3 separate regions of the Homo sapiens genome follow, and all the other regions are linked to region 2. A link is a contact called in ENCODE Hi-C or POLR2A ChIA-PET data. All regions are on one chromosome and are shown on one strand. The core of a region is the stretch at or near the end of the contact, and the rest is flanking DNA. Distances in the headings are between cores, read along the strand shown. Region 1 overlaps TRPC4AP (transient receptor potential cation channel subfamily C member 4 associated protein). Region 2 holds the start of ACSS2 (acyl-CoA synthetase short chain family member 2). Region 3 holds the start of TP53INP2 (tumor protein p53 inducible nuclear protein 2).

The links. Hi-C counts contacts between places; a loop is a spot of excess contacts on that map. ChIA-PET counts read pairs that join two places held with the same protein, here RNA polymerase II (POLR2A). Pooled maps may share reads with other maps.
Region 1: a pooled map shows a loop between it and region 2 (2.9-fold over the local background). The contact joins the enhancer-like site here to the promoter of ACSS2 in region 2. A Hi-C loop is called at or near these places in 2 of 168 maps with a recorded cell type or tissue (HCT116 and tibial artery) and 3 of 50 pooled maps. POLR2A ChIA-PET finds 5 or more read pairs at or near these places in 6 of 52 experiments (Caco-2, GM12878, HCT116 and 3 more).
Region 3: a loop to region 2 is called in a map of ascending aorta, with 4 times the contacts of the local background. The contact joins the promoter of TP53INP2 here to the promoter of ACSS2 in region 2. A Hi-C loop is called at or near these places in 1 of 168 maps with a recorded cell type or tissue (ascending aorta) and 10 of 50 pooled maps. POLR2A ChIA-PET finds 5 or more read pairs at or near these places in 3 of 52 experiments (AG04450, GM12878 and activated T-cell).

Annotation. Positions count from the first base shown.
Region 1 is chr20:35,068,857-35,072,557 of GRCh38, reverse strand. It overlaps TRPC4AP (transient receptor potential cation channel subfamily C member 4 associated protein), which reads left to right. Exons shown (of 19, transcript NM_015638.3): 3 at 3,146-3,262. Among named protein-coding and RNA genes, the nearest start is that of TRPC4AP, 22 kb to the left of the region's middle. RefSeq lists an enhancer at 2,051-2,220. Within about 2 kb of position 2,382, at least 3 of the 41 ENCODE cell types and tissues checked have a DNase peak (open chromatin) inside an H3K27ac peak, as active enhancers do; they include GM12878, where a contact is called at or near this core.
Region 2 is chr20:34,875,334-34,878,676 of GRCh38, reverse strand. It overlaps ACSS2 (acyl-CoA synthetase short chain family member 2), which reads right to left and starts at 2,065. Exons shown (of 18, transcript NM_018677.4): 1 at 1,854-2,065. The coding sequence starts at 2,031. RefSeq lists silencers at 1,777-2,206, 2,287-2,426 and enhancers at 2,697-2,746, 2,767-2,846.
Region 3 is chr20:34,702,840-34,706,217 of GRCh38, reverse strand. TP53INP2 (tumor protein p53 inducible nuclear protein 2) reads right to left here and starts at 1,874. Exons shown (of 5, transcript NM_021202.3): 1 at 1,706-1,874; 2 at 744-860. It overlaps LOC105372599 (a long non-coding RNA gene), which reads left to right and starts at 2,036. Exons shown (of 2, transcript XR_936690.3): 1 at 2,036-2,081; 2 at 2,405-2,559. RefSeq lists a silencer at 1,599-2,078.

The sequences.
Region 1 (3,701 bases), core at 1,133-3,632, 190 kb before region 2:
CAAGAAATGGGGAAAGGATTCCCTATTTAATAAATAGTGCTGGGAAAACTGGCTAGCCACATGTAGAAAGCTGAAACTGGATCCTTTCCTTACACTTTATACAAAAATTAATTCAAGATTGATTAAAGACTTAAATGTTAGACCTAAAACCATAAAAACCCTAGAAGAAAATCTAGGCAATACTATTCAGGCCATAGGCACGGGCAAGGACTTCATGACTAAAACACCAAAAGCAATGGCAACAAAAGCCAGAATTGGCAAATGGGATCTAATTAAACTAAAGAGCTTCTGCATAGCAAAAGAAACTACCATCAGAGTGAACAGGCAACCTACGGAATGGGAGAAAATTTTTGCAATCTACCCATCTGACAAAGGGCTAATATCCAGAATCTACAAAGAACTTAAATTTACAAGAAAAAAGCAAACAGCCCCATCAAAAACTGGGCGAAGGATATGAACAGACACTTTTCAAAAGAAGACGTTTATGCAGCCAACAGACACAGGAAAAAATGCTCATCATCACTGGCCATCAGAGAAATGCAAATCAAAACCACAATGAGATACCATCTCACACTAGTTAGAATGGCGATTATTAAAAAGTCAGGAAACAACAGGTGCTGGAGAGGATGTGGAGAAATAGGAACACTTTTAAACTGTTGGTGGGACTGTAAACTAGTTCAACCATTGTGGAAGACAGTGTGGCGATTCCTCAAGGATCTAGAACTAGAAATACCATTTGACCCAGCCATCCCATTACTGGGTATTTACCCAAAGGATTATAAATCATGCTGCTATAAAGACACATGCACGTGTATATTTATTGCAGCACTATTCACAATAGCAAAAGACTTGGAACCAACCCAAATGTCCATTTAATGGTAGGCTGGATTAAGAAAATGTGGCACATATACACCATGGAGTACTATGCAGCCATAAAAAATGATGAGTTCATGTCCTTTGTAGGGACATGGATGAATCTGGAAACCATCATTCTGAGCAAACTATCGTTAAGGACAGAAAACCAAACACCGTGTGTTCTCACTCATAGGTGGGAATTGAGCAATGAGAACACTTGGACACAGGGTGGGGAACGTCACACACCAGGGCCTGGCATGGGGTGGGGGGAGGGGGGAGGGATAGCATTAGGAGATATACCTAATATAAATGACGAGTTAATGGGTACAGCGCACCAACATGGCACATGTATACATATGTAACAAACCTGCATGTTGTGCACAAGTACCCTAGAACTTAAAGTATAATAAAATAAAAAACAGCAAAAATAAATAAATAAAAACCATGTAAGTTATATTGAACGTAATGAAACTGAATGACAGTGTTCTTCAGAGGTGAAGTTTTGATTATTATATCACATAGTAAGTTATTTTAAAATGTAATAGAAACTAATTAAACTTAGTCTTTACGTTTAAGAAGAGACATTTTCATATTTTGAATCTCACAGTCTGATAGAAATAATTATAGCTTCTTAAACTTGTTTAAAAATGCTTTTCAAAGAGTTGCACATTATTTGCTTCTTGCAAAATCTCAGGAGATTGAGGTGAAGTTAAAGGGGAGGGAAATTAATATTTGTATATCTTTGCTATGTGATCATCATTTCTTTATTCATTAAGTAAGTACTTATTTGAAACTTACTATGTTTTAGGTTTTCTTGTAAGATTTTTTTTCCTCTTAGCTTTGTTCCATATGAACAAAGGATTCTGTGGCCGTCAGTTTGAGAACTACTACCCTATGTGTGCTGTATCAAATACTCTGTCTTGGAATCTGTGGGGAATACAAAGTGGGATCTGTTTGTGTTGTCCTCAAGGAACGTTTAGTCTAGGGAAGAAATAACATAGGTTTGGCCGGGCGCAGTGACTCACGCCTGTAATCCCAGCACTCTGGGAGGCCGAGGCGGGTGGATCACAAGGTTAGGAGATGGAGACCACGGTGAAACCCCGTCTCTACTGAAAATACAAAAAATTAGCCGGGCGCAGTGGCGGGCGCCTGTAGTCCCAGCTACTCGGGAGGCTGAGGCAGGAGAATGGCGTGAACCCGGGAGGCAGAGCTTGCAGTGAGCCGAGATCGCGCCACTGCACTCCAGCCTGGGTGGCAGAGCGAGACTCCCTCTCAAAAAAAAAAAAAGAAATGGTTTGTAAATAGGTGCAAAGTAAAAGTGCTAAATGTTACAAATGAGTTGTAGATTGTTTTGGGGGTCTGAAGAGCATGCTTCTGGTTGGGGGAAATCAAGAAGACTTCCTGCAGGAGATTATATTTGAGCAGTGACTTGGTTATTGCTACAGAACTAGTCACCCCGAAACCTAGCAGCCGGAAGTAACAAGAATCATTTATCTGTCAACAATTCTTGGTTGACTGAGTGGCTCCTCTGCTTCATGTGCTGTTGGGTAGGGTGGTACTGAGATATCTGGAATGTCCAAAATGGTCTCTCTCACATCCCTGGCAGGTTGGTGCTGGCTGTCAGCTGGAGATCAACTAAGGATGTTGCTCTTGGCCTCATTTCTTCTCCTTATGGCCTCCCCATTGGCTGTGTTCTCACAGCATGATGTTTGGGTTCCAGGATGGCAAGAGCGAAGTCTGTCAGGCTTTTTATTTTTTTTTAATGACAGAGTCTCCCTCTGTTGCCGAGGCTGGAGTGCAGTGGCTCTATGTTGGCTCACTGCAACGTCTGCCTCCGTGGCTCAAGTGCTTCTTGTACTTCAAATTCCTGAGTAGCTGGGATTACAGGTGTGTAGCACCACATCCGGCTAATTTTTGTACTTTTAGTAGAGATGGGGTTTTGCCATGTTGGCCAGGCTGGTCTCAAACTCCTGGCCTCAAGTAATCCGCCCACCTTAGCCTCCCAAAGTGCTGGGATTACAGGTGTGAGCCTGGCTTTCTTAAGGCTTGTGCTGGAAGTGGCCTAGTGTCACTTCTACCACATGCTGTTAGTTGAGGTGTGTCATACCAGCCCAGATTTAGTGTGAGAAGGGGCTTTACAGGGGCCTGAATACTAGGAAGTGTGGTTCATTGGGGACTGTCTTTGTGTTCATGGGAACTCCAGTTGGGACTAAAGCTCAAACTGATGCTTTAGTGTCTGGTCTGTGTTGGTTACTAAAACAATGTATGTACTTTTTTTTAAAAAAACTAGGAAATTTCTCCTCTTCTCTCCATGGAGGCTATGGCATTTGTTACTGAAGAGAGGAAACTTACCCAAGAAACCACTTATCCAAATACTTACATTTTTGACTTGTTTGGAGGTGTTGATGTAAGTAGCTATTTATTATTACTACTGCTGTTACTACTGCTTAATGGTTTGGGAATTTAACTTTTGAAATGGGAGATAGGAAAGATTTCAGAATTTATAACATTTCAGATTTTAACTTTTAGAAGCTTAGCGGCATTTACATGTTGAAGCAGCATAGTTTTTACTTCAGAAGAATTCATTTATTTAAATTGGTGTATACCTTTTTAAAAAAATACTAAGTGAAAAGTACATCTCTAAATTTCCCAGTGTCCCCTCCTCAGAACCAGTTGTGATTACTAGTTTCTTGTGTGTCCTGCTTAAGATGTTTTGTTTTTTTTGTGTGTGTGTGTGTGTGTGTGTGTGTGTGTGTAAATATTCCCCACCACCTCCACCTTAGTTTATTTTCTCCGCACATAGAGTGATATACCATATACACGGCTACACTATTCTGTACCTTCTT
Region 2 (3,343 bases), core at 816-3,315:
TGTGGGGTCATGGAAGAGGAATAGCATTGCTATTAGGATATGGATTCTGCAGTCAAACTGTCTTGGTTCAAATCCCAACTCCACCACTTTACACTTGATTGAATCCTGTCTTGCATTACTTGGTAATTGCTTGATTTATATTGTATCAGACTAACTACTATTTATTGAATGTGTACTGTGCATCAGGCATGTTATAGCGCATACTTATTACACACTTTAGACCTCATACAAACCCATTAGGCAAGTATTACTAGACCTATCTTATAGATGGAAGAAAAGGAATCTCAGACAGGCTTAAAAATTTGCCTAAGACCCCACAGTAAATGAACAGCAGAGCCAGGGTCTAAATCTAGATTTTTCTGGATTTGATTCGTGGCCCATGTTTGTCCCACAACCAAACATCATGCTGCCTCCCAATGGGGGTGCAATTTTGACTCCTTGGCTAGGCGCAGTAGCTCATGCACATGTAATCACAGCACTTTGGGAGGCCAAGTAAGGAGGAAAGCCTGAGGCCAGGAGTTCAAGACCAGCCTGGGCAACATGGCAAAACCTCGTCTCTCCAAAAAATACAAAAAAGTAGCTGGGTGTCATGGCGTCCGCCTGTAGTCCCAGCTACCCAGGAGGCTGAAGCGGAAAGATCGCATGAGCCCAGGAGATGCAGGCTATAGTGAGCCTAGAACGGGCCACTGCACTCCAGCATGGGTGACAGAGCAACACCTTGTCTCAAAACAAACTATCTATCTATCTATCTATCTATCTATCTATCTGTCTATCTATCTGTCCTTTACCCAGACTGAGGGCAAGGGTAGGGGGATTTTCCTTATACCTTTTTTTTTTTTTTTTTTTTTTTTTTTTTTTGAGACAAAGTCTTGCTCTGTCGCCCAGGCTGGAGTGCAGTGGTGCTATCGTGGCTCACTGCAACCTCTGCCTCCTGGGTTCAAGCAATTCTCCTGTCTCAGCCTCTCGAGTAGCTGGGATTACAGGTGCCCGCCACCACACCCGGCTAATTTTTGTATTTTTAGTGGAGACGGGGGTTTCACCATGTTGGCCAGGCTGGTCTCGAACTCCTGACCTCAAGTGATCCGCCCGCCTCGGCCTCCCAAAGTGCTGGGATTACAGGCGTGAGCCACTGCTCCTGGCCGATTTTCCTCATACATTTTAACAGACATGGAACCATCTATCAGAACTTCTGAACTATTACTAATACAATCCCAGCCCAAGTTAAAAAAATAAATAAAACAACTTGACATCGTAGTAACTCGTTCAGTCTTATACCGCGTAATTTCCATTAGGATGTCCGATATACTAAAAATAGATCGGGGACTCCATTACTAATCTGAGGACCCCAAGATGGGAACCAGACCCGTTATTGCCCTCAACAGTTCACAGGTTAAGGGTCTCAGGAGGCAGTGGCTGAGCTGGTGTGAAAGGGAAGCAAAGAAAGTTCTATTCGTGGCCCTCCTCCCTTCAAGGCTCCCGTCGCCCCTTAGAGACCCTCTTTTCGCCTCAGGAACTCCCCTTCTCTTCCCATGAAACTTTCACTCTCTTGGCCGACCTCCCCGTCCCAATCTCAAGGAACCTCACTTCTTCCCTCACGGAATCCCGCGTCTCCTCGCAAAAACCCGCATCTCCACCACGGACCCTCCAAGTCTGCAGGGAACTCCCCAGCTCCCATGGAACCCTCGTCTCCTCCCGGAATCCCTTTTCCATTTTCAAAGAACCGCAATTCTTCCTTCACAGAACCTCCATCTCCTCACCCACCCCTCAGCTTCCCAAGGGAGCCCCCGACTCCCCCAGGGAGCCCCCACTCTTCTCCTCACTGACACCCCAGGCCCGCCCGGGCCGGGCCTCACCCCGCGGCTCCTCCACGGAGCGCCGGTGCAGCTCGCGGTAGCGCTGCAGCGAGGGGACGTGCGCGGAGCGGCTGACCTCGGGCGGCGGAGACCAACTCCGCGCCCGGCCTCCGGCTCCAGCTTCCTCCTGGCCCCGGCTCCCGCTGCCGCTCCGGACCCGCTCCTCAGGAAGCCCCATCACGTCAAGTTCCTAGAACCGCGGCCGCCTTTGCGGTCGCGGCGGGTGCCGGGACTGAGAAAACAGGCCGAACTAGAGGCGGGGCCTCCGTAGAGGGGCGGGGCCTGGTGAGTGGGGGAGTGGCTTAGTCTGGCGGGTGGGCGGTGCCAGAGGGGGCGGGGCCGTGTCTGGTTGGGGAGGGATCGAGGTTGGCAAGGACAGAAATACTATAAGGAAAAGTCGAGGGATAGGGGTGGAGCTGACTTGCCGGAAGGAGTGACGCCGTCGAGTGAAAGCAGAAGGGGCGGGGCCGGGTGTGACAAGGGAGAGGGTGGAACCGTGGAGTGCCAAGGGAGGGGCGGGGCCAGGCGGGACAGGAGAGGAGGTGGGCCCATGGAGTGATGGGGAGTAACCCGGCTGGTTGTGACAGGAGAGGAGGCAGAGCCATGGAGTGACCAGAGTGGGGTGGGGTCTTGGAGTGACAGATAAGGGGTTGGGTTAAGGCAAGGATCGAAAGGGAAAGGGATGGACTAAGGAGAGGAGTTGAGTAAGGTCCATCGCGGAGCCGCCCCGTGATCTGATTGCACAGTCCTGACTATCACCAGTTCCTTCCAGGTGACACCCTTCCCTCCAGGTCCCCCCTCTCTGAGCCACACCCACATTCTCGTCCTCCGGAAAAACTTCTCCCATGACCTTGAGGGCATGCTCTGGCGACAGCACCTCCTCTCTGCTCACCCTGGAACCAGCTCAGATTTTCTCCCTCTTATGAGGACATGTCTTCAATCTCCTTGCCTTCACAAATCTCCATCCAGATCTAAAGTACAAGACTCAATAAGTGAAGACTAGGAGACACCTTCAGGTTTTTTGTAATAAGCCCACCTCCTAATTGCACAAATGGCAAACCCAGGAAAGGGAAGGAACTGGTGCACAGTCAGAGAGCAAATAACGACCAAGTTAGGGCCAAAGCTAGGTTCTTTGACTCCAGATTTGGTTTTACTTCCTCGTCAGGCTTGAAGCTAAGGCTTGTAAAATATCAAAGTCTGTGCAAATAGGAAAAATCATTCACATTCTCTTTTTTTGTTGTTGTTTTTGTTTTGAGATGGAGTCTCTCGCTCTGTCGCCCAGGCTGGAGTGCAATGGCACAATCTCGGCTGACTGCAACCTCTGCCTCCTGGATTCAAGCAATTCTCCTGCCTCAGCCTCCCGAGTAGCTGGAATTACAGGTGCACACCACCACACCCAGCTAATTTTTGTATTTTTAGTAGAGATGGGATTTCACCATGTTGTCCAGGCTGGTCTTGAACTCCTGACCTCAGGTGATCTGCCCGCCTTG
Region 3 (3,378 bases), core at 625-3,124, 170 kb after region 2:
ATCCCCAAGAATACAATGATGCAGGGGTACAGGGAGGTGAAAAAGACCTTGACCTAGCCACACCACCCCTCGCCTAGCTACAAAAGGGTCTGGGGTTACTGGCACCAAGATTTAGCATGCATTTACTGAAGACCCACTGTGTACCAGAGCCTGCACTGTGCCTCCCCAAATTTCAGATAGGTTTAGGGGAGGGAGGCTCAGGGGAAAAGCTCCCTGCCTGAGGTCACACAGCAAGTCAGTGACAGCCAGGAGTGAAAGCAGTCACCAGCCAGCCAGTGCCTGCCCCCTCTCCTGACCACTTGGGGAGCCTCCCAGATTTCCTTTCCCAGCCCTGCCAGCTTCCTGGTTCTCACATTCCCAGTTCTGCTCCAGGGAGAACCATTCCCTTTAATAACTACAGCAGCTCTGCCCAGAATAGCATTTGTGCCCTAAGCCACCCCTACCCCCAGCCCATCCTTGAGCAAACTCCCAGCAGGAATGGAGTTCCTGGTTCAGCCTCTAGGCCCATCCACTTGTTAAGTCAGAAACTCTCCTTATCCTATCCCTTCTCCTATACTCTCTGTGGGCAGAGGTGACGAGGGAGCAGCAAAACACCTGCAATTGTCTGCACTAGGCCAGGTCAGGCCCTTCCTAGCTGACGACCTAGGAAGTTGGGAAGGTAAAGGGCCAATAGAGGGAACCCTCACCCCACCCTCCACCCCAACATCAGCCCTGGAGACACCCCGAGGCAGCCAATGACTCACCTCTCTGTGATCCAAACAGCTGGGAGGCAGCGATTTTATTGGACTCTAGGACTTCAAGGTACAGTGAGGACAGAAGGGGTCAGGACCACAAAAGGTGAACCAATCTCCAGAGATTCCCTGGAAAAGGGTCCAGGAGTAAGGACACCTAGGAGCCTATCAAACCGTGATAAGGCTGAGCCCAAGATCGGGTCCCCAGTGGAAGGAGGATGTGTATCTTACCACTTGTACTGAGCCCCTATTATGTCTTTGCCCCTGGCTAATAATCCATCTGTCACTCAGTGAGCATGACTCTAATTGGTTATGTGACCTCGAGAGAGCTAATCCTCCTCTCTGGGCCTGTTGCCCCTTCCATGCACTGGGGTCTAAGACCCTTCATTTTGGGTCTAGGAGTGACATCAGCTAAGGCGCTGCACACAAATCAGGGATTAGGAGGATGTTATTCTGTTAGTCCCTGGGGGCGGAGTCTGGAGCCGGAGGGAGGGGATCCCACCACCATCTGGTGCTGTCCCAACCACCTGGAGTCCCATGCAGCCCTGAACTCCTGACGACCCCCTCAACCTAGGCCCAGCAGCGCCGTCTGACTCCTTCTCAGGTTGCAAAGAGAAAGTAGGGGATCAGAGGCCTGACCCCAGCCCCTGGATAAGCCTAGGAAATCGCCGATCCCCCTGCAGCCCCCTTTGGATTGCAGCGTCTCACCCAGGGCCCAGCCCCGACACAGCGGCTACCGGGTCACGGGAGGACAAGCGACCCGAGCCTGTGGGGGCGGTACCGGCCTTGGTGACGTCTCAATGTCATATGCAAATAGAACGACGTCATGGTCTACCGGGCGTGCGGCAACCAATCGGGAGCCGGGAACGCGGCCCCGGCGGCCGCCGGCGGAGACAGACAAAGGCCCGGGCGCGGGGGGCGCAGGGCGTGTCCGTGGCAGGGGAGCCCCCAGGCCCACCCGGGTCGGGACTCACCTGGGGGCGGGAGGGGGGCGGCACGGCGTTGAGGTAGTTGTGCGGCGGGGCGTCCCAGGGTCGCCGGCCGCTCACAGGCCGGGCCGCATCGCCGGGACTCGCGGGGGAGGCGGCGGGGCCGCGGTCGCTCCGGGCTGCTGAGCTCGCCCGCGGGGCTTTGAGTCTGTGCGGCCGCTGCGGCGGGGCTCACGGCACAAATTGGAACGTTCAAACAGCTGATTGTGACGTCACAAAGGGGCCCGCCCGCCTCGCGTCACCGGCTGGCGGGGCGGCGGCCAATCCCGGGCTGCGGATCCCCCCCTGCCCCTCCCCTCCCCTCCCCTCCCGGTTTGCGGGCCGGGCGCTCGGGCCGGGAAACGTTCTCGGAACCGGGAGGGTGAGTGTTCGGGGAGGCAGCTGCGGGGAGCTGGGAGCCCTGCGCCGCGGCGAGCTCTCCGCGAGGAGGATCTCCACTCCCTCCTACCGGCTCCTTATTTTCCTGATTCTTCCCGGATCGCAGCGCCCTCACCTCTCCCACTGCTCCCCAAATCCTTTCACTGCATCCTATATCCAAGTCCCCCGATGCGGACCCTGTTCTCGACCCACACCACGTCCGTGCACCTGCATTCTCCCCACTGCCCTTATTCCTGCTCTCCCTCCCCCCTCTGGCTCACCTCCTCAGCCTTACACACTCTGCTTTCCCACCCCGTTTTTCCTCAGCTCGGCGGGCTTGAGAAAAGAGGGACATCCCCAACCCCCGGTTCCCGGGGAGCATCTGGGAATGTAGAGAAGTTAGTGAAGCTGACGTGAAATTTCGCAGAGTAGGACTTGGAGAGGAATTGCCCTGGGCTGAGTAAACATTGACCTGAGACGGCTCCGCGCTTGAACGTTTACATACCTTATTTAATCTATGTTGCTACCGGGGCTGTAAAGAAGTGGCAGGACAGGGACTGATTATGAGTCCTGATTTACACGTGGGAAAGCTGAGTCTCACAATCTCACTGTTAGCGTGTGAACTCATGTTCAACAATGCATTCAACATTTATTAGGCACCTACTATTGCACCACCATACCACTAGCTGACATGTATTGGCACACTTACTGTGTGCCACGACCTGTGCTATGGGTGTGTTTTTTTATCTTCACAACAACCCAAAAGGTAGATATTGTCCCGTTTAACAGTTGAGGAAACAGACTCAGAGAGCTCAAGTGACTTTCTTAGGTCACAAAAGTACAGTCAATGGCAGAGCCAGGATTTGAACCCATAGCTCCCAGCCCTGACCCTCTCCATTCTCTACATGAACCAGATGGTCTAAACCTCAGGGCGCTTTAGCCTCCCCAGAGTCCTGGCTTTCAGTCCTGACTGTGCCCTAGACTTGCTGTGTGACCTCAAGTCATGTTACCTCTCTGGGTCTCAGTTTGTCAAACAAACATATCCAGGCTTCCCTCTAGAGCTGCCATTGTAAGATTCTTCCACACTCTCTGCCCTCAGGATTCCACCCACCCCACGCTCTAGGCCCCAGCTCTCCCAGTGGCCTGGGAGATGCCCGAGAAGAGACCACAAATACACATATCAGAATCTCCAGGGCCAGAGGTTCTAGGTCAGCAGAGCAGGGCTGGTGGGGGAGGGTCCGAGAACTGCCCACCTAGCCCAAAAGGAGGCCGGAGGTGACCTAGGCCAGAGGTTAATGATC